2 separate regions of the Homo sapiens genome follow, and region 2 is linked to region 1. A link is an interaction called in ENCODE POLR2A ChIA-PET data of the cell type or tissue named here. Cell type or tissue: HepG2. All regions are shown on one strand. Links, peaks and the distances in the headings refer to the core of each region. The heading gives the core; the rest is flanking DNA. Region 1 has its middle 140 kb from the start of CYP26A1. Region 2 has its middle 33 kb from the start of CYP26A1.

Region 1 (10,751 bases), core at 878-8,877:
GAAGGAAGAAGGGAAGGAAAGGGAAGGGAAATTACTAGGTGATAGTGATCTAATTGCAATTTCTTGCAATGCTTTAGGTGTCGACAGGAAACGCTGTGTTCTGATGTAAAATGGCCACACAACACCATACTCTACAAGCGCACATAACTGCAGGCACACTGCTATACGCACAACTGCCCATAGCCACTTCCACCTGGGTAGACAGCCTCACACTATAGTCTCAACTCCCCAATTCTCCACTGGTCTACAGGACTTGTTTAAAAGCACCCCTCCACTCCTGTCCACTCCCCACTCACCCAGGCACTAGGAAGGCCCCCCCACCCCACAGCCTTCATAGCCCACAGCCACTACCACTCCATACTCAGCTCGCACTCAGATGCGCAGCCACACCCCCGGGGGTACAGCCAGACACACAAGCAAGATGCCTTGTCCCCCCAAAGATTGGGAGAAGCTGGAAAGGACAAAAGGGAGGGAGACCAGGAAAGAAGCAGAGGAGACACTCAGCCCAAAACACTAGATGACCTATCAGCCCTGAGCCTGCTTCCCTGAATTGCCAGGAGCAAAGAGAAGAACAATTCCTTATGGGAGCAGGCGTCCTCCTCCTGGAAGAGGCCTTATATATCCAGGTTCCCGAGCAAGCAGATGTCTGAAAAAGTAATCTGACCCTCTGCGTAATCTCAAGGGACACTTCCTAGTTCTGTTATTCTCTGGTTCCTTGGAGAAGGGCAAAAATAATACATATCATCTCATGTTTGAAACACCTTACTGACACTACCATCTTGTTATAACCATGTGTGGTACTTTGAATCCATTACCTCAACTTACGCAACTTGGCTTGTCATTGCATTCTATGCAACCTTGGCTGGGAGAAAAGAGGTCTGGGTTCCAGTTCTCTGGAGGTCATTTAAACTCCTCCTGTGCCAAATTCCTCACCTCTAAAAGGAGAGGACACTCTAGGTGATGCCTGAGGCCCTTCAAGTTCTAATGTCTTAGGCTTCTACCCATCTAGAACAGTGCTTCCAATAGAAATATCATGTGAGCCACATAGATAATTTTAAATTATCTGGTCACCACCTAAAAAAGTTACAAGAAGTACACTTTGGGCAGATCACGAGGTCAGGAGTTCGAGACCAGCCTGGTGAAATCCTGTCTCTACTAAAAATACAAAAATTAGCCAGGCATGGTGGCACGTGCCTGTAGTCCCAGCTACTTGGGAGGCTGAGGCAGAAGAATCGCTTGAACCTAGGAGGCAGAGATTGCCGTGAGCCGAGATCGTGGCCACTGCACTCCAGCCTGGGTGACAGAGCAAGACTCTGTCTCAAAAAAAAAAAAAAAAAAAGAAAAGTAACAAGAAATAGGTAAAAATAATTTTGATAATAGATTTTATTTAACCCCATATATCCAAAATATCAGTATCTCAACCACTAAGCAGTGTTTTAAAAAATCTTTTGTTTTTTTGAGATGGAGTTTCACTCTTGTTGCCCAGGCTGGAGTGCAATGGTGCCATCTTGACTCACTGCAACCTCCACCTCCCAGGTTCAACGGATTCTCCTGCCTCAGCCTCCCAAGTAGCTGGGATTACAGGTACCCGCCAGCAAGCCCGGCTAATTTTTTGTATTTTTATTAGAGACGGGGTTTCACCATGTTGGCCAGGTGGTCTCGAACTCCCGACCTTGGGTGATCCACCCCCTCATTGGCCTCCCAAAGTGCTGAGATTACAGGCATGAGCCACAGGGCCCGGCCTGTTTTAAAAATTATAATGAGATATTTTACATTTTTTTTTCCTTCTACGTCTTCAAAATCCAGTGTGTATTTTATACTTACAGCACATCTCAATTAAGATGCTAAATTTTCACTGGAAATACCTGATCTGTTTTTAGATTTCATAAAATTTGCAGTTGTAAAAGGTATGACCCACATACCTAAATTGTTCCAAATACATTTAAAAATTTTTTCCAATAACTGAATCAAGCATTAGGTTTTCCGCTCTTTTTAGTTGACAAGTAATAATTGTACACATTTATGGGTACAGCATATTTCAATATGCATATTTAGTGTACAATGGCCAAATCAGTGTAATTAGCATATGAATCACCTCCAATATTTATCATTTATTTGTGTTGTGGACATTCAAAATCCTCTCTTCTAGCTTTGTGAAAACATACAATAAATGACAGTTAACCACATTTACCCCACAGTGCTGCAGGACACCAGAACCATTCCTTCTATCTAATATTGGTTTTTAAATTAAACTTGAATTAATATACAATTGTGATCTTCTCTTGCATTAGTCACATTTCAGGGACTTCACTGCTGCACGTGGCTTTCCATAGTGGAGATCGTTGCATGGGACAGTGGGGAGGGGTCCCGTAGGTGTGACCCTTCCCGCCCTGCTCACAGCCCCAACTGACTGCTAGTTCAGAGTGAGAGTGGACAGGTGTCACAGCCAATGTCAAGCCAGGCAACACCTGCTTGGCCACTTCATTGTCTGCGTACCAAGGAGAAGCCAAAGAAGGGCAGGCCTATCTGGTCCGTGGGCACAGTCCCCAGCCCCTTTCCATGGAGCTGCTGCCAACGTTTCCACAGGCAGAGGCCATGTTTCCAGCTCAGACGCAAAGGCATGGGGAGGCGGCAGGCATCTGAGCTTCCTTTTCTTACTCAAAGGAATGCCCACCAGGCAGCCAGCCAGGGCACAGCCCAGACTCTACGTGTCACTTTGGGGATTTGGGCTTTATTAGCACAAGTCAGATGCAGTGTGATAGGGGCGGTGGTAGTGGTGAGCAGGCAGTAGGGACAAAGTTCCAGGGGACGGTGGGGGAAGCATTAGCACTAGCAAACAAGGTCAAGAGAAGGGCATATCTGCTCTACCAAGGGTACAGGGAGAGTTCATAGATTTCAGAAATGTCACTTGGAAACTCACAGCACTGCTTGAGGGGAAGCATCGAAAGACACTGCCAGGACAATCCTTTTATGCCTTCTGGAACTGTGGAGAAACGTTACAACCAGCAAGGGCTTTACACTTTAATTTTTTCTTTTTAATAGAGATACGATTTTGCCATGTTGCCCAGGCTGGTCTTGAACTCTGCGCTCAAGCGATCCACCTGCCTCGACCTCCCAAAGTGCTGGGATTACAGACATGAGCCACTGCGCCTGGCCAGCTTCACGCATATTGTTATAATCTTCATGGACAAATCGAAACTCAAGTAACTTGCCTAAGGCTTTTCATCTACAAAGCTGAAATTTAAATTCAAGTCTATTTGACTCCAAAGGCTGCACCAAAGATTTAATACTAATAACATTTTTATTATTATTATTATTTCAGATGGAGTTTTGCTCTTGTTGCCCAGGCTGGAGTGCCATGGCGTGCTCTCGGCTCACTGCAACCTCCGCCTCCTGGGTTCAAGCGATTCTCCTGCCTCAGCCTCCTGAGTAGCTGGGATTACAGGCATGTGCCACCACACCTGGCTAATTTTGTATTTTTCATAGAGATAGGTTTTCTCCATGTTGGTCAGGCTGGTCTCGAACTTCCGATCTCAGATGATCCACCCACCTCGGCCTCCTAAAGTGCTGGGATTACAGGCGTGAGCCACCACGCCCCGCCAATAGTACCACTGTTAATTAGTTATTAATAATATCTAATAATAACAGGTTATGTTTATTGAATGATGCCATGTGCCTGACACCATGCCAGGTAGTTTATAGACTTGAACTAATTTATACTCACATTTCTGTGAAGTATGATTTCATACCCATCTTACAAATAAGGAAAACTGAGTTTCACAGAGGTCATGTAACTTGTCCAAGGTCTTGAAACTTCTAAGTAATAGAACAGATTCGAGCCTAACTTCCAAGCACATGAGCTTAGCCTTGATGTACTGCCTCTTATGGGAATACTTATGGTGGCAGATGCTGCTGATGTCCCACACTGTATCTTCTTGGTCCACATCTGAGCTCACTACAGCATCCCACCTCAAGTGCCTGCATCTCTGCTTCTCTGCCTGAAGGCTTTCTTGGGCACCTGGGGAGCTGTGGGGGACTTAGCACCTTTGGACATGCATTAGAGTCTGAGAGCTGCTATGACAATGTTCCATAAATGGGTTGGCTTAAAACAACAGAGATTTATTCTCTGACAGTTCTGGAGGCTAGAGGTCTGAAGGCAAGGTTGATACCTTGGTGGTTGATACCAGCAAGGCCACACTTTCTCTGAAGGCTCTTGGGGAAGGTCCTGCCTCACCTCTTCCTGGCTCTTGGGGGTTGCTGAAAGTCCCTGGCAGTCCTTGGCACGTGGCAGCATCCCTCCAATCCTGCCCCCATCTTCACATGGCTGCCTTCCTGCTGTATATCCCTGTTCTTGTGTCTCTTCTCTTCTCAAGGATACCAGTCTTATTGGATTAATGGCTGGCTCTACTCCAGGCTGACCTCAGCCTTTTTTTTTTTCTGTTGAGGCAGAGTCTCGGCTGTGTGGCCCAGGCTGGAGTGCAGTGGCACAATCTCGGCTCACTGCAGCCTCCACCTCCCGGGTTCAAGCAATTCTCCGGCCTCAGCCTCCCGAGTAGCTGGGATTACAGGCCCCGCCACCATGCCTGAGTAGTTTTTGTATTTTTAGTAGAGATGAGGTTTTGCCATATTGGCCAGGCTGGTCTGGAACTCCTGATCTCAAGTGATCCCCCTACCTCGGCCTTCCAAAGTGCTGGGATTACAGGCATGAGCCACTGTGCCCAGCCTGACTTCATCTTAATTAATTACATCTGCAACAACTTTATTTCCAAATAAGGTCACATTCTGAGGTTCCAGAAAGAACATGACTTTTGGGGGCACACTATTCAACCCAGTTCAGGGGGCAGTCTTCAGCCGACGAGGGAGGTGAGGGGGTAGCCAAATGCTCCAGCCACCCCATCCTCTGGTGGCACAATTCAAAGGCGTGTTCCACGTGAATTCCCAGAGGTTCCCCAGTGAGACTGAACCTCAGCTGCCCATAAGAGCCCTGCTCATTAATGTACCCATTATTGACTTTTCTTATTTCCCTGTCTCACTTTCCCTACTTCTTCATTTGGGCTTCCTAGGATCACCACCCAAATAAACTACATGTCCCCAGGTTTTTTTTTTGGGGGGGGGGGCAGGGAATTCAAATGCATGACCTATTTTTGGTTAAAAGTGAAAAGAGATTCTTGTCTTCTGTCCAAGTTGGTCACTTCCCTGCGCCAAAGTGAACAGTAGCCAACATGTCAGGGTGGGAGTTGTATTACAAAATCGAGGGCGATGAAGAAGCAGAAGAAGAAGAAGAAGAGAACCTTGAAGCAAGTGGAGACTATAAATATTCAGGAAGACATAGTTTGATTTTTTTGGTTGATGCCTCCAGGGCTATGTTTGAATCTCAGAGTGAAGTTTTGATTCCTTTTGACATGAGCATCCAGTGTATCCAAAGTGTGTACATCAGTAAGATCATAAGCAGTAAGAAAGATCATAAGCAGTAAGATTATAAGCAGTAAGAAAGATCATAAGTAGTGAGATCATAAGCAGTGAGATCATAAGCAGTAAGATCATAAACAGATCATAAGCAGTGAGATCATAAGCAGTGAGATCATAAGCAGTGAGATCATAAACAGATCATAAGCAGTGAGATCATAAGCAGTGAGGTCATAAACAGTGAGATCATAAGCAGTGAGATCATAAACAGATCATAAGCAATGAGATCATAAGCAGTGATTGAGATCTCTTGGCAGTGGTGTTCTATGGTACCGAGAAAGACAAAAATTCAGTGAATTTTAAAAATATTTACGTCTTACAGGAGTTGGATAATCCAAGTGCAAAACAAATTCTAGAGCTTGACCAGTTTAAGGGGCAGCAGGGACAAAAACGTTTCCAAGACCTGATGGGCCACGGATCTGACTACTCGCTCAGTGAAGTGCTGTGGGTCTGTGCCAGCCTCTTTAGTGATGTCTGGTTGAAGATGAGTCATACGAGGATCATGCTGTTGACCAGTGAAGAAAACCCCCATGGCAATGACAGTGCCAAAGCCAGCCAGGCCAGGACTGAAGCCGGTGATCTCCAAGATACAGGCATCTTCCTTGACTTGATGCACCTGAAGAAACCTGGGGGCTTTGACCTATCCTTGTTCTATAGAGATACCATCAACATAGCCGAGGATGAGGACCTCAGGGTTCACTTTGAGGAATCCAGCAAGCTAGAAGACCTGTTGCCGAAGGTTCACGCCAAGGACACCAGGAAGCAAGCACTCAGCAGGTTAAAGCTGAAGCTCAACAAAGATATAGTGATCTCTGTGGGCATTTGTAATCTGGTCCAAAAGGCTCTTAAGCCTCCTCCAGTAAAGCTCTATCAGGAAACAAATGAACCAGTGAAAACCAAGACCCTGGCCGGGTGCGTTGGCTCACGCCTGTAATCCCAGCACTTTGGGAGGCCGAGGCAGGCGGATCACCTGAGGTCGGGAGTTCAAGACCAGCCTGACCAACATGGAGAAACCCCGTCTTTACTAAAAAAAAAAGACAAAATTAGCCAGTCGTGGTGGTGCATACCTGTAGTCCCAGCTACTCAGAAGGCTGAGGCAGGAGAATCGCTTGAACCCGGGAGGCGAAGGTTGCGGTGAGCCGAGATTGTGCATTGTACTCCAGCCTGGGCAGCAAGAGCGAAACTCTGTCCAAAAAAAAAAAAGAAAAGAAAAACAGAAAAAACAAAGACCCGGACATTTAACACAAATACATGCAGTGTGCTTCTGCCTAGTGATACCAAGAGGTCTCAGATCTTTGGAAGTCATCAGATTATACTGGAAAAAGAGGAAACAGAAGAGCTAAAATGGTTTAATGATCCAGGTTTGATGCTCCTGGGTTTCAAGCCCTTGGTAATGCTGAAGAAGCACCATTACCTGAGGCCCTCCCTGTTGGTGTACCCTGAGGAGTCGCTGGTGATTGGGAGCTCAATCCTGTTCAGTGCTCTGCTCATCAAGTGTCTGGAGAAGGAGGTCATAGCATTGTGCAGATACACGCCCCACAGGAACATTCCCCCTTATTTTGTGGCTTTGGTGCCACAGGAAGAGGAGTTGGATGACTAGAAAATTCAGGTGACTCCTCCAGGTTTCCAGCTGGTCTTTTTACCCTTTGCTGATGATAAAATGAAGGTGTCCTTTATGTATGTATGTATGTATGTATGTATGTATGTATGTATGTATGTATTTATTTATTTATTTATTTTTGAGACGGAGTTTCACTCTTGTTGCCCAGGCTGGAGTACAATGGTGCGATCTCGGCTGACTGCAACCTCTGCCTTCCGGGTTCAAGCAATACTCCTGCCTCAGCCTCCCGAGTAGCTGGGATTACAGATGCCTGCCACCATGCCCAGCTAATTTTTTGTATTTTTAGTAGAGATGGGGTTTCACCATGTTGGCCAGTCTGGTCTTGAACTCCTGACCTCAGGTGATCCGCCCGCCTCTACCTCCCAAAGTGCTGGGATTATAGGCATAAGCCACCGCGCCCGGCGAATATGCCCTTTACTGAAAAGGTCATGGCAACTCCAGAGTAGATGGACAAGATGAAGGCTATCATTCAGAAGCTCCGCTTCACATACAGAAGTGACAGCTTTGAGAATCCCGTGCTGCAGCAGTAAGTACTTCAGGAACCTGGAGGCCTTGGCCTTGGATTTGATGGAGCCTGAACAAGCAGTAGATCTGACATTGCCCAAGGTTGAAGCAATGAATAAAAGACTGGGATCCCTGGTGGATGAGTTTAAGGAGCTTGTCTACCCGCCAGATTACAATCCTGAAGGGAAAGTTACCAAGAGAAAGCACAATAACGAAGGTTCTGGGAGCAAAAGGCCCAAGGTGGAGTATTGAGAAGAGAAGCTGAAGACCCACATCAGCAAGGTCATGCTGGGCAAGTTCACTGTGCCCATGCTGAAAGAGGCCTGCCGGGTGGATGGGCTGAAGAGTGTGCTAAAGAAGCAGGACCTGCTGAAAGCCCTCACCACGCACTTCCAGGACTGACCAGAGGCCGCGCGTGCAGCCGCCCTTCCACACCATTCCCAGGCTGCCTGGCCTTGTTCTCAGCCAGTTAAAATGTGTTTCTTCTGAGCTAGGAAGGACTTTAAGTTTTTGAGGCTTTCTGTTGCCATGGTGATGGTGTAGCCCTCCCACTTTGCTGTTCCTTACTTTACTGCCTGAATAAAGAGCCTTAAGTTTGTACTATTAAAAAAAAAAAGTTAAAAGAAAATGAGCCTCAGGCCTTTTGTCTGTTCAGTATGCCTTATCACAGGCAGCCAGGAGGCTTTTCTAGGGTCCTGTAATGATGGTTTTTGCTCCATGTTGGTTTAAGCAGGTTTCTGGGGGCCCACAACACCTTGGATGAGTAGGTGGGAGCCTGCTAGGGAGGGCTGGGTTGGGAAAGTGGGATATATACCTGTAGCTGGTGCTAGGCCTGTGGCTTTATGTAGAATGACTTTGCTGACTTGTGTCATTGAGGTTGACGATTTTATCAGTTATTCACAAGAAATAGTATAAACGTCAAGAAGTGTTTCTCAAACCAAGGGAATCCAATATGATAGCAACTGAGGGAAGATCTAGGGAAGGTGGAACATAGCGTGGTGATAATGTCAATTGGGAATTTCTATTATCTAATATTCATATTATGCCATATCATCTATAGCATCCACCAGCTCTGTGGTTTTGTTCACAATGGGCTCATCCATCACCTAGTTCAACATTTCTCAAATGTATCTTGCCAGATGCTCCTGAGAAAAAAGTTTCTGTGATCCAATCACGTGGATGAATGCTGATTACTATTCACTCTTTTTGAAGAGGCACAGTCCATATTAATATATTAAAAGTTTTGAAAATTTTGCTGTTGAAATTCAAATCCAGTTTAGCATTGCTTCCCATACTTATTTTGCTATGGAATCTCTTCCTCATGTAATACCTATTTAATCTATCATAGAGCTGGTATTCCACAGAATCCACTCTGGGAAACCCCAATCTATTTAACTAGTGTGGGTGCAAAAATGTCTTCTGCAGCCCACAGGACTTCCTTTGCAGAGTGTGCCAGGGCACAACTGTCCTTTTTTGTCCACACCTCACCCCCAATCTCCAACCTCCCTTCCTCCTTTTTGCTTTTTTCTCCATTTGGGTTTAGGTCACATGGATTCTTGGCTGTGGGCTAACTCCTCCACTGCCATTGCCTTGACACTTAAGTCCTCTTATCTAAGTCCTGCTTGGGGACCTTGGTCCAGCGGGGGTTCGGAGCGGCTCCCTCATCCCTATCTCTTCCAGGTACTAAAAGGGTCTGGGGACCCTCCAGGAGACAGACATCTACAAGGAAATATTCTATCACCAAGGAGCATCCACAAGCAGCCAGCATGATTCAGATCCTCCTACTTGGCTAGGGACACTGGAACTACTTTCCAAACGTGGGGTCTGTTGTGGGTTTAATTGTTTCCCCCCAAAATTTGTAGATGTAAGTCCTTACCCCAGTACCTCAGAATGTGACCTTCTTCAGAAACATAGTTGTTGCAGACATAAGTGATTAAGATGAGATCATACTGGAGTAGAGTGGGCCCCTAATCCAGTATGACTGGTGTCCTTATGAAAAGGGGGAATTTGGAGACAGGCGCGCACATGGGGAAAGCACCACATGAAGACGGGAGCAGTGCCTCCACTACCCAGGAACTACCAGAAGCCAGGAGTGTGGCTTGGAACAGATTTTTCCTTAGTGCCTCAGAGGTAGCACAGCCCCGACAGCAGCTTGGTCTCAGACTTCCAGCCCCCTGAATGTGAGAGAATCAATTTCTGTTGTGTAAGCCACTCTGTGTGTTGTACTTTGTCACTGCAGCCCTGGCACACTCGTCCATGGGGGAGAAGTCTCTGCTTCTTCTCCTCTGGATTCACCAGCAGTGGTTCCTGACCCAGCTCCCTCACAGTGGGAGGAGGTGGAGATATTGGAGCTGATGTGCAGAGCCTCCCCAGTCCCAGGCCCTCTCTTTGTTAGGACGTGATCAGTTCTCATGGCACCCTGGTGGCTGTGTGGATAGACTCAGGACCCCTCTTCTGGCAGAAGTGTTTGTGTCCACTTCTTGAGTTCCACAGTGTCTCTGACCTCTGATGATCATAGTCAGTGGGAGTGGTACTCCCAGCTTCCCTCTCAGGCCCCATGCTCAGACTGACCCCTGACCAAGCAGTGAGGATGTCACCTGGCTGGGAAAGCATCACTGACAGGGACAAGCCAAAGTCCTACCCAGAGGCAGAACGTGAGATCCCGACCCCTTTGGGACGCAGTCAAAGCTACAGGCCTTCCCCGCCACTCAATCATGCTGCTTCTTCTGCATTCTGATTTGTTGCCGTGGAGAGAAGCAGGATGCGGCCCCCTGTATCCAACACCAACAAAACCACTGTATTTGATAATTATTAATCAGATAGACAAGGGGTTTCTTAATCTTGGCACTATTGACACTTGAGCCAGATAATTCTCCTTGTAGGGGCTGTCCTGTGCACTGTAGATGTTCAGCAGCATGCCTGCCTCCTACCCACGAGATGCCAGTAGCAACCCCCGCAACCAAAAATGTCTCCAGACATTTCCAAATATCCCCTTGGGGGCAAAATCTCACACAGTTGAGACCCACTGAAATAGATCAACCTCAATACACTGATGCTACTCTGAGGTCCTTCCAATCCAAGGTCATTTCATTATTTCAATGATTTTAGGTTTTTAAAATGTATTTACTATTGCCTGATCTCAATTATACAAGAAAAACCT
Region 2 (10,751 bases), core at 1,674-9,673, 100 kb after region 1:
CATCTCCAAAAAAGAGAGAAACAAATAGAGAAAATAGGCTTGGTGCAGTGCCTTAAGCCTGTAATCCCAGCACTTCGGGAGGCTGAGGAGGGCGGTCCATTTGTGGTCAGGAGTTCAAGACTAGCCTGGCCAACATGGTGAAACCCCATCTCTACAAAAAATACAAAAAAAAAAATTTAGCAGGGTGTGGTGGCACGTGCCTGTAGTCCCAGCTACTGCTACTGGGGAGGCTGAGGCATGAGAAAAGCTTAATCCTGGGAGGTGGAGGTTGCAATAAGCTGAAATCATGGCACTGCACACAAAGCGAGACTCCATCTCAAAAAAAAAAAAAAAAGAAAAAGAAAGAAGCAAATAGAGGAAATAAAATGGAATATCAAAAAATATTTGGTGGTTGGGCGCAGTGGCTCACGCCTGTAATCCCAGCACTTTGGGAAGCCGAGGCAGGTGGATCACTTGAGGTCAGGTGTTCGAGACCAGCCTGGCCAATGTGGTAAAACCTCGTCTCTACTAAAAAAACAAAAATTTTCTGAGTGTAGTGGCATATGCCTGTAGTCCCAGCTACTTGGGAGGCTGAGGCAGGAGAATTACTTGAACCCGGAAGGCAGAGGTTGCAGTGAGTCGAGACTGCACCACTGCACTCCTGCCTGGGTGACAGAGTGAGACTCTATCTCAAAAAAAAAAAAAAATTGGTTAACCCAAAGAAGGAAGACAAGGAGCAACAAAGAAGAAAAAAACTGAATAAACAAATGGAAAACAAGTAGCAAAATAATATTGGGTTGGTGCAAAAGTAACTGCAGTTTTTGCTGCAATTACTTTTGTACCAATTTAATAGATTTAAACACAGCCATATCAAAAATTACTTTCAATGTAAAAGCCGCAAATTGAAAGGCAGAGATTGAGGCCCGGCATGGTGGCTCACACCTGTAATCCCAGCACTTTGGGAGGCCAAGATGGGAGGATCACTTGAGCCCAGGAGTTTGAAACCAGCCTGGGCAACATGGTGAAACCCCTTCTCCAAAAAATGCAAAAAAAATTAGCCAGACATGGTGGTGCGTGCCTGTAGTCCAAGTGGATAAAAAGTAGAACTCAAATATATGTTATCTATAAGACATAAAGCTTCATTATGAAGACACACATAGACTGAAAATGCTTATAGCTTTATTTATAATAGCCCCAAACTGAAAACAACCCAAATATACATTCAACAGATGAACAAATCGTGGTATACCAACAAGATAGAATTTTACTCAGCAGTCAAAAGGGACAAACTGTAGTACACCTATCAGCATGGATAAATCTCATAAAAACATTAGGCAGAACAAAAGACTTCAGATCCAAAAGAGTACACACTGCATTGATATAAAGTTCTGGAACAAGCAAAGCTCATCTACAGTTAACGAAAACAGTGGTTGACTAAAAGAGGAATTGACTCCACATAGATATGAGGAAACTTTCTAAGGTGATAGAAAAGTTTACTTTCTTGATTGTGATGGTGATTATACAAATGTGTTCATCTGACAAAACTCATTGAGCTGTATACTTAAAATGTGTGTGATTTAAGGTATGTAAATTCATACCCCCCAAAAATTGTTTTTTTTAAAAAAAGAGGATGAAAATGTGCAATGGTTAAGCCACTGTGGAAAGCAATTTGGCAGTTCTTCAAAAAGTTAAGAATAGAATTATCATATGACCCAGCAATCCCACTCCCAGGTGTATTCACAAAAGAATTGAAAACAGGTACTGAAACAAACACATAGGCACGCATGCTCATGGCCACAGCATTCACAATATCTGAAAGGTGGAAACAACCCAAATGTCCATCAGCAGATACATGAATCACAAATCATGGCATATACATTAAAGGAAATCAAAATAGTGCACCCAAAACCAAAAATCTGACGTATTTTGAGATAGCTGTTCAGAGGGCTTGCAAACAGAAGTAGGCCTGCAAAGCTGCCTTTTGTGGAAGAGACTTGGCATCTGTAGAGAAAATCTGCACAGATGCAGCCAGGCTTTTTCTGAGGCCTTCCTTTGTCTAATCTAGGAAAGATTAACTGAGAGTCTGACACCTTTAAAAGTCTGGAAGAGCCAGGCATGTTGGCTCACGCCTGTAATCCCAGCACTTTGGGAGACCAAGGTGGGTGGATCACCTGAGGTTGGGAGTTCGAGACCAGCCTGACCAACATGGAGAAACCCCGTCTCTACTAAAAATACAAAACTAGCTGGGCATGGTGGTGTATGCCTGTAATCCCAGCTACTCGGGAGGCTGAGGCAGGAGAATCGCTGGAACCTGGGATGTGGAGGTTGCAGTGAGCCGGGATCGTGCCACAGCCTGGGCAACAAGAGCGAAACTCCACTGAAAAAAATAAAAATAAAAATAAAAAAATAAAAGTCTGGAAGACACATTTGCCATCTATTCTTTCTGAGGGCTGCTACCTGTGAAGTTTCATTTACATTACAAGACCACGTATGCTAGCCATGCCTCCCCTTCTCCCCCTCCCATAACCTGTTTTGCCATAATCCAAGCCGTTATTCTTTCTGCAACCTCAAGATGTTGTATAAGCTTCTGAACCCTATTGAGGGGTTGGGGTAATTACTCTGTGGTTTTCTCCCATGTGCACATTAATAAATCTGTGTGCCTTTTCTCTTATTAATTTGCCTTTTGTCAGTTGATTTTTCAGCAAAATTTCACAGGGCAAAGGAGGAGTTTTCCCTTGGCCCTTACAACACAGAATGAAAGAAATATCATTTGGCAATAAAAAGGAACGAACTACTGATACATACTACAGCATGGGTGAGCACTGAAATTGAAAACATTATGTTAAGTGAAAGAAGCCAGACACAAAAAATCACATATCATAGGATCCTATTTACATGAAATATCCAGAATATTTAAATCCATAGAGAAGGCACAGGCCAAGGACTGAGGGAGGGGTAATAGGTTTCCTTCTGGGGTGATAAAAATGGGGACTAGACAGAGGTGGTGCTTGCACCACATTATGAATATACTAAATGCCCCTGAATCGTTCATTTTTCAATGGTTACTTTTATGCTATTTGAATTTCACATCAATAAAAAGAGATTTCTTTCTACTTCCAACCAAGAAAGAGTAATGGAAACCAGATTTACCTCCATGCCTGAAACAACCAAAAAGAATGGACAAAATATATGAAACGGTCGTTTCCAGGACACTTGGTAACAGGCAACAAAGGACAGTGATCCCTGCGTGATAAGGAACAAATGACGGGAAGCCTATGACCGCCCCAGCTTACGGACTTGAAAGAGTTTCCAGGCCACAGCACATGGAGGAGTAATTCAAGCAGAATCCAGCAGACCCCTCAATCGAGGAGACACAGCTAAGAGTCTGGAAAGACCCAGACAGTAAGAGGAATATAGTAACTATAGGAATATAAAATATCTTATTAAACAAAAAAACAAGATGTAACTCAGAATGTCTGGCATCCAATTAAAAATTACCAGGTAAAATAAAGAAGCTAAAAAATGTGATCCAAAATGAGGAGAAAAATTACCAGTTTAAACCAACCCAGAACTAATGCAGATGTCAGAATTAGCAGAGATAGACATTGTAACAGTTATTATAACTATATTTTATGTGTTCGAAAAGTTAAGCAGAGACAAGGAAGATAATACCAGAGGGCTGGGAGAAGACACGCAAACTGAACTTCTACAGATGCAGACTACGATGTCTGAGGTGACAAATAGTGTGGGCTGCGTGCAGTGGCTCATGCCTATAATCCTAGCACTTTGGGAGGCTGAGGCTGGCGGATCACTTGAGGTCAGGAGTTTGAGACCAGCCTGGCCAACATGGTGAAACCCTGTCTCTACTAAAAATAACAAAAATCAGCCAGGCGTGGTGGCACGTGCCTGTACTCCCAGCTGCTCAGGAGGCTGAGGTGGAAGGATAGCTTGAACCTGGAAGATGGAGGTTGCAGTGAGCTGAGATCACACCATTGCACTACACTCTGGGTGACAGAGCAAGACTCCGTCTCAAGAAAAACAAAAAGGAAAAAAAAATACTGTGGATGGGATTAATAGCGGATGAGACATGCAGAAGAAAATAGTAAATTCAAATAGATAGCAATAAAAACTACCCAAAATGAAACAAAGAAAAGAGAATTTTAAAAATGCAAACAGCATCAGTGAGCCATGAGATGACTTCAAGCAGTCCCCAAAGGAGAGGAAAGAGAGAAAGGAAAAAATAATTGAAGAGAATTATTGGCGGCCGGGTGCGGTGGCTCAAGCCTATAATCCCAGCACTTGTGGGAGGCCAAGGCAGGCGGTTCACGAGGTCAGGATATCAAGACCACTCTGGCTAACATGGTGAAACCCTGTCTCTACTAAAAATACAGAAAATTAGCCGGGCGTGGTGGTGGGTGTCTGTAGTCTCAGCTACTTGGGAGGCTGAGGCAGGAGAATGGCATGAACCCAGGAGGTGGAGCTTGCAGTGAGCCGAGATTGCGCCACTGCAGTCCAGCCTGGGTGACAGAGCGAGACTCCGTCTCAAAAAAAAAAAAAAAATTATTGGCTAAAATTTTACAAAATTTGATGAAAAGTATAAATCCACAAATCCAAGGAGCTCAACAAACTCCAAGCACAAGGAATTTGGAAGTATATTATAATCAAAATGCTCCCAACCAGTGTTAAAGAGAAAATCTTAAAAAGCATTCAGAGGGAAAAAAAACCCCACATTATGTACAGAGAAACAGAGGTGGGACAGCAATAAATGTCTTGTTAGAAACAATCGAAAAAAGTAAGACAGTGGAGCAGTATCTTTAAAATACTGAAATAAAAAAAACTATTAATCTAAAATTCTCTACTTGGTAAAAAATGTCTTTCAAAAACAAAAGTAAAATAAAGACTATTAGGCAGACAAAAGCTGAAAGACTTAATTAGAACAGACCCACATTACATGAAAGGTTTTTTTAAAAGTTCAGGTTTCCCTGCCAATGGGGCATGAGGATCCGGTGTTCCATTCTAGCGGGAAAATGTGGACTTGGCTGAAGAGCAGGCCCATATAATGTTTGAGAAGACCATGAAATACATCAGGGAGAATCTGCTGCCACTTGACAGGCCCGACGGCACCTACGCTATGTGAGTGAGAAGATTCTGAAGTTGGCTGCCAGTATCTCCAGGGACAAGCTGGTGTTGCTGGGAACCTGCTTCGGAAAATTCACTAAGACCCACAGGTTTCAGTTGCACATCACAACTCTGGATTACCTTGTACCCTATACCAAGTATAAAGTGCGGATAAAGCCTAGAGCTTCTTCCTGGAGCAGGTCAGTCCTTCCCGTATGGGAACCATCTGTTGAAATATGGTCTGGGTTGAATCACCAAAAAGACTTCTCAGTACCAGGCAGTGGTGGTGTGCTCCATGGCAGACATTCCTTGGGTTTTGGGGTGGCAGGAAAATCTACACAAGACTGCAGAAAAGTGGACCTCCTGGTGACTGTGGTATTTCATCATGCAGACACTGGGAAATATGTGAGACATGAAATGACGTTGACTTAAAACGAAGTCAAGGCCTCACAGCTGTGTGGAAGGGCCAAGCTTTGTTCCCTGTATTTGTGCAGACTCCACTATCATGTTGAACTTTGTCAACACTGTGACCTCTTCAGGGACTCCTCTGTTTACTATTCTCTCTACCACTGACAGATGCAGGCTGGATTCTTACTGTACAGAAATGACTTTAAAATGGAGTTTCAGATCTTTGTGTTTGCACTAAATAGAATGTTTTGTTTTGTATTTGAATCAGGCGGCTTCTTGTTCTGAATAACAGGTTCAAAATCATTGGAACTGAGGACAAGAATATCTGTGATAACACTTTGTTTTCCAAACTCATAAGAGCACAATGGATTTTCTCTGTTGTTTATTCACATGATGAAAGATAGATATTGACACATCAGAATAGTAGGCCACTCCTGGGATTTTGCATATGAAATTTGGCTAAAATAACAAGAGAAATTTATTCAGCTATTTTTCTATACAGTAAATTCTGTATGGTGAGGAAGAAAAACTTGGGTTCAAACCCCAGTTCTGCTGCTGACCAGCTATATGGCCTTGGATGAGTCATTCAACTTTAATAAGCATCATTTTCTTCTTCTGTTTGAAAAAACCACAAAACTTTTAAAAGCTTTAATCATTTACCTGAGAATGGTTTTTAGAATTAGAAATCAGGCCGGGCATGGTGGCTCATGCCTGTAATCCCAGCACTTTGGGAGGCCAAGGTGGGTGAATCACCTGAGGTCAGGAGTTCAAGATCAGCCTGGCCAACGTGGTGAAACCTTGTCTCTACTAAAAATACAAAACATTAGCCTGGCATGGTGGCACACGCCTGTAATCCCAGCTACTCAGGAGTCTAAACCAGGAGAATCGCTTGAACTCGGGAGGTGGAGGCTGCAGTGAGCTGAGATCGTGCCATTGCACTCCAGCCTGGGCAACAAGAATGAAACTCCGTCTCAAAAAATAAAAATAAAATTAGAAATCATAATTGTAAAGCATCTAGCACAGTGCCTGGGAAATGTTACGTATTGAATAAATGGTAAGAGTTATTTTTCTAGTACATATATTATGTATTTCTATTACGAGGTGTGGGGTCTTATGAGTGTCATTTGATTACATTATCTTGTTTTTTTGTTTTTTTTTTTGTTTTTTTTTTTTTGTTTTTTTTAATGAGAAAGAGTCTCGTTCTGTTGCCCAGGCTGGAGTGCAATGGCGCCATCTTGGCTCACTGTAACCTCCACCTCCTGGGTTCAAGTGATTCTCCTGCCTCTGCCTCCCGAGTAGCTGGGATTACAGGCGTGCACCACCATGCCCAGCTAATTTTTTTGTATTTTTAGTAGAGACGGGGTTTCACCATATTGGCCAGACTGGTCTCAAACTCCTGATCTTGTGATCCACCCGCCTTGGCTTCCCAAAATGCTGGGATTACAGGTGTGAGCCACCACGCACAGCCTACGTTATCTTGTTTTTTACGAGCTGTTTCCTCGCTCTTTTTCTTGGATAGAATGAGCCCAGGCTGAAATGTTTTTTTTATCACTTTGATTTCATGAAACATAATTTATTCACAGGAAAAAAAAGTTCAGGCAGAAGGTAAGTGATACCAGATATAACTATGTATCTACACAAAGGAACAAAGAACACCAACAATGTTAGCTATATAAGATTTGTTCTTAATACGCAAATATCTTTAAAAATAATTAATAGTTTTGGGGTTTGTTTTTTTTAACCCTTATTCTATCTTTATTTTTATTAATAAGAATGAAGAACATAAACAGAAAACATGTAAAAATAGAAGTAATTATACAATGTAAAAGATTCCCTCTTCAAAAAAGACAAAGAGCACAAGTTTTTAAAATTATCAGTTTACACCCTCAAAATATGGAACAATTTCTTTAACACAACCATACTCAATATCATTGGCAATTAAGTGAAAAGTAAACAATTCACACAAAGCTGGTGAAAATGTAAACTGGCACAGCTTTGCTGTAAGAAAAAAATCAAGTGAATATTAAAAGCTTTGGAAAATAACCTTTCATACATCCAACAATATTTATTTGTTAGGCCCCGTATGAGGTTTTAAATATGTTAACAAGACTGACCTTGTCCCGGTTCATGATCCAGTGGTGGAATGATGAAAGACAAAATTTTTAAAATAATAGCTAATTACAAAAGATGTTATGGAAGGAAGAGTCTACTTAAGAAAAGGGTAGTTGGGCAAAGCCTGAGAGGTATCCTGTATACTATAGATTGTACTAAATGCTATACATATATTGATAATAGACAGGTTTAATTAAAAAATAACAACATATCAAGAGGTTTCTAACATGTTTAAATGTGTATACTTATACCAAATAAAATGTTTATATATATATATATATATATATATATATATATGTATATATAGCAACAGGAGCATAAAGGCCTAAAGGTAAAAATATGAATCCGAGGTATATTGTTGTAAGGTTATTATACTACATAGGAAGTGATATAATATCATGTGAAGATAGACTGCATAAATTCAAACTAACAAAACCAAGAGTTACAACAAGCCAACTATTGAAATGAAATGGAATAATAAAAGTTAATTCAAAAGGTTTTCAAAAAGAGGAAAAGGGGAACAAAAAACCGAAAATATAAAGTGAAATAAGTAGCAAAATGGTGGATTTAACTCTATCCATATCAATAATCACATTATATGTAAATGGTCTAAATATCCCTATTAAAAGGCAGAGACTGCCAGACTGGGTAAAAAAGCAAAATGCAATAATATGCTGCCTAGAAGAAACCAACCTTAAAGGTAAAGAACAAATAAGGCTCAAAGTATAAGCATGGAAAAAATATACCATGCTAACACTAATCAAAAGTAAGTGGAGTGGCTATATTAATTTCAGACAAAGTAGAAAAGTAAGTTTCAGAGAAAAAAATTACCAGAGATAAAGAGGGTTATTTCATAATGATAAAAGGGTCAAAGCATCAAAAAGGCATAATTAATTTTGTTTATGCACCTATTAATATAGCTTTGTAATACATGAAGCAAAAACTGATAGAATTGAAAAGGAGAAGTAAAATCACAATTATTGTTGGAGATTTCAACACACTTTTTAAAAACAATCACTAGAACAAGTCAGAAAATCAGTAAGGATATAGATGAATCAAATAACACTGTCAACCAACTTGACATAATTCATATTTATAGATCATTCATTCCACCCAACAACAGCAAAATGCACTTAACTGCACATGGAATATTTACTATGATAGAATATATGCTGAGCCATAAAACAAGTCTTAATTTATTTGGAAGGATTCAAGTCAAACAAAGTGTGTTCTCTGACCACAATAGAACTAAATTATGAAATTATGTATCAGTAGCAGGGAGATATCTGAAAATTTCTCCATGTATTTGAAACAAAATAATACATTTGAAATAACCTATGGGTCAAAGAAGAAATCAAAAGGGAAATTAGAAAGTATTTTAAAGAGAATGAAAATGAAAACACCATATCAAATTTTGTGCTCAAGAAGCACAAATTTCATGCTAAAGCAGCATTAGAAGGAAATTTATAGCACTAAAACACCTAGTTAGAAAAGTGCAAATGTCTCAAATTAATGACTTAATTTTCCTCCTTAAGAAACTAGGAAAAGAAGACCAAATGAAACCCAAAGTAAAAAGAATAAAAGAATAAAGAGCAGATCAAAAATCAATTAAAAAAAAACACACACACAGAAAAAGGGGCCGGAGCGGTGGCTCATGCCTGTAATCCCAGCACTTTGGGAGGCTGAGGTGGGCAGATCACCTGAGGTCAGGAGTTTTAAGACCAGCCTGGCCAACAGGGAGAAACCCCATCTCTACTAAAAATACAAAAGTTAGCCAGGTGTGGTGGCAATGCGCCTGTAATCCCAGCTACTCGGGAGACTGAGGCAGGAGAATCACTTGAAACTGGGAGGTGGAGGTTGCAGTAAGCTGAGATCGCACCATTGCACTCCAGCCTGGGCGACAGGGCGAGACTTTGTCTAAAAAAAAAAAAAAAAAAAAAACCACACAGAAAAAGAACATAAAATAAAGGAAAAACTAATTTTTGAGAAAATAAACCTCTAGCCAGATTGATCAGGAAAAAAGGAGAAAATACGCAAATTGCCACTAACATAAATGAGAGATGTGACATCACCACAAACTCTACAGATACTAAAAGAATAAAAAGAAATTATTATAAAAACCTTTATGCCAATAAACTTGAAAACTTAGGTTAAATGGACAAATTCCTTGAAAGACAAAAATTACTGGCCAGGCACGGTGGCTCATGCCTGTAATCCCAGCACTTTGGGAGGTTGAGGCGGGTGGATCACAAGGTCAGGAGATCGAGACCATCCTGGCTAACACGGTGAAACCCTGTCTCTACTAAAAATACAAAAAATTAGCCGGGCATTGTGGCGGGCACCTGTGGTCCCAGCTACTCGCAAGGCTGAGGCAGGAGAATGGCGTGAACCTGGGAGGTGGAGCTTGTAGAGAGCCAAGATCGCGCCACTGCACTCCAGCCTGGGCAACAGAGCAAGACTCCATCTCAAAAAAAAAAAAAAAGGAAAGACAAAAATTACTAAAGCTCACTCAAGAAGGAATGTAACCTAAATAGGCCTATATCTATTAAATAAATTGAATTTGTGAGTAAAAACCTTCCCATAAATGTCCAGGCCCAAATGGCTTCATAGGTGAATTCCACCAAACATTAAAGGACAAAATAATACCACTTCCACATAAACTCTTCTAGTAAAGTGAAGAGGAAGGAATGATGCTTAATTGATTCTATGATGTCAGGACTACCTTGGTACCAAGACTACACAGACACATTACAGGGAAAAATATCTACAACTCAGCATTCCTTAAGAACATAGATACAAAATTCTTAACAAAATTGTATCAGAGCCTGTCTCAGTGTCTCATACCTGTGTAATTCCAGCATTTTGGGAGGCCAAGGTGGGAGGATCACTTGAGCCCAGGAGTTTGAGACCACCCTGGGCAACATAGGGAGATCCCGTCTATACAAAAAAAATTTTTTAATTAACTTGGCACGGTGGTGGGTGCTGGTAGTCTCAGCTACTCAGGGTGATAAGCTGGGAGGATCACTTGAGCCCAGGAGGTCGAGGCTGCAGTAAGCCATGATCTCACCATTGCACTCCAGCCTGGGTGGCAGAATAAGACCCCCATTTCAAAAAAAAAATAAAGGCCAGAAGCA

What was found. ChIA-PET counts read pairs that join two places held together with the same protein. Peaks named below come from ENCODE experiments on the same cell type or tissue, not always from the same donor. Only the 100,000 strongest peaks of a DNase experiment are listed, where the experiment ranks them.
Region 2: POLR2A ChIA-PET joins it to region 1 with 8 read pairs; 3 of 35 experiments call an interaction of 5 or more read pairs at or near these places.

What each region holds. Positions count from the first base shown.
Region 1 is chr10:93,204,099-93,214,849 of GRCh38, reverse strand. It overlaps the pseudogene XRCC6P1. Among named protein-coding and RNA genes, the nearest start is that of CYP26A1, 140 kb to the right of the region's middle. RefSeq lists enhancers at 2,005-2,530, 2,531-3,058 and a silencer at 7,864-8,158. In HepG2, for the core only: no CTCF peak of the experiment used is centred there; no DNase peak of the experiment used is centred there.
Region 2 is chr10:93,101,647-93,112,397 of GRCh38, reverse strand. It overlaps the pseudogene NIP7P1. Among named protein-coding and RNA genes, the nearest start is that of CYP26A1, 33 kb to the right of the region's middle. RefSeq lists an enhancer at 5,412-5,706. In HepG2, for the core only: no CTCF peak of the experiment used is centred there; a DNase peak (open chromatin) is centred at 5,587; H3K4me3 peaks cover 369 bases.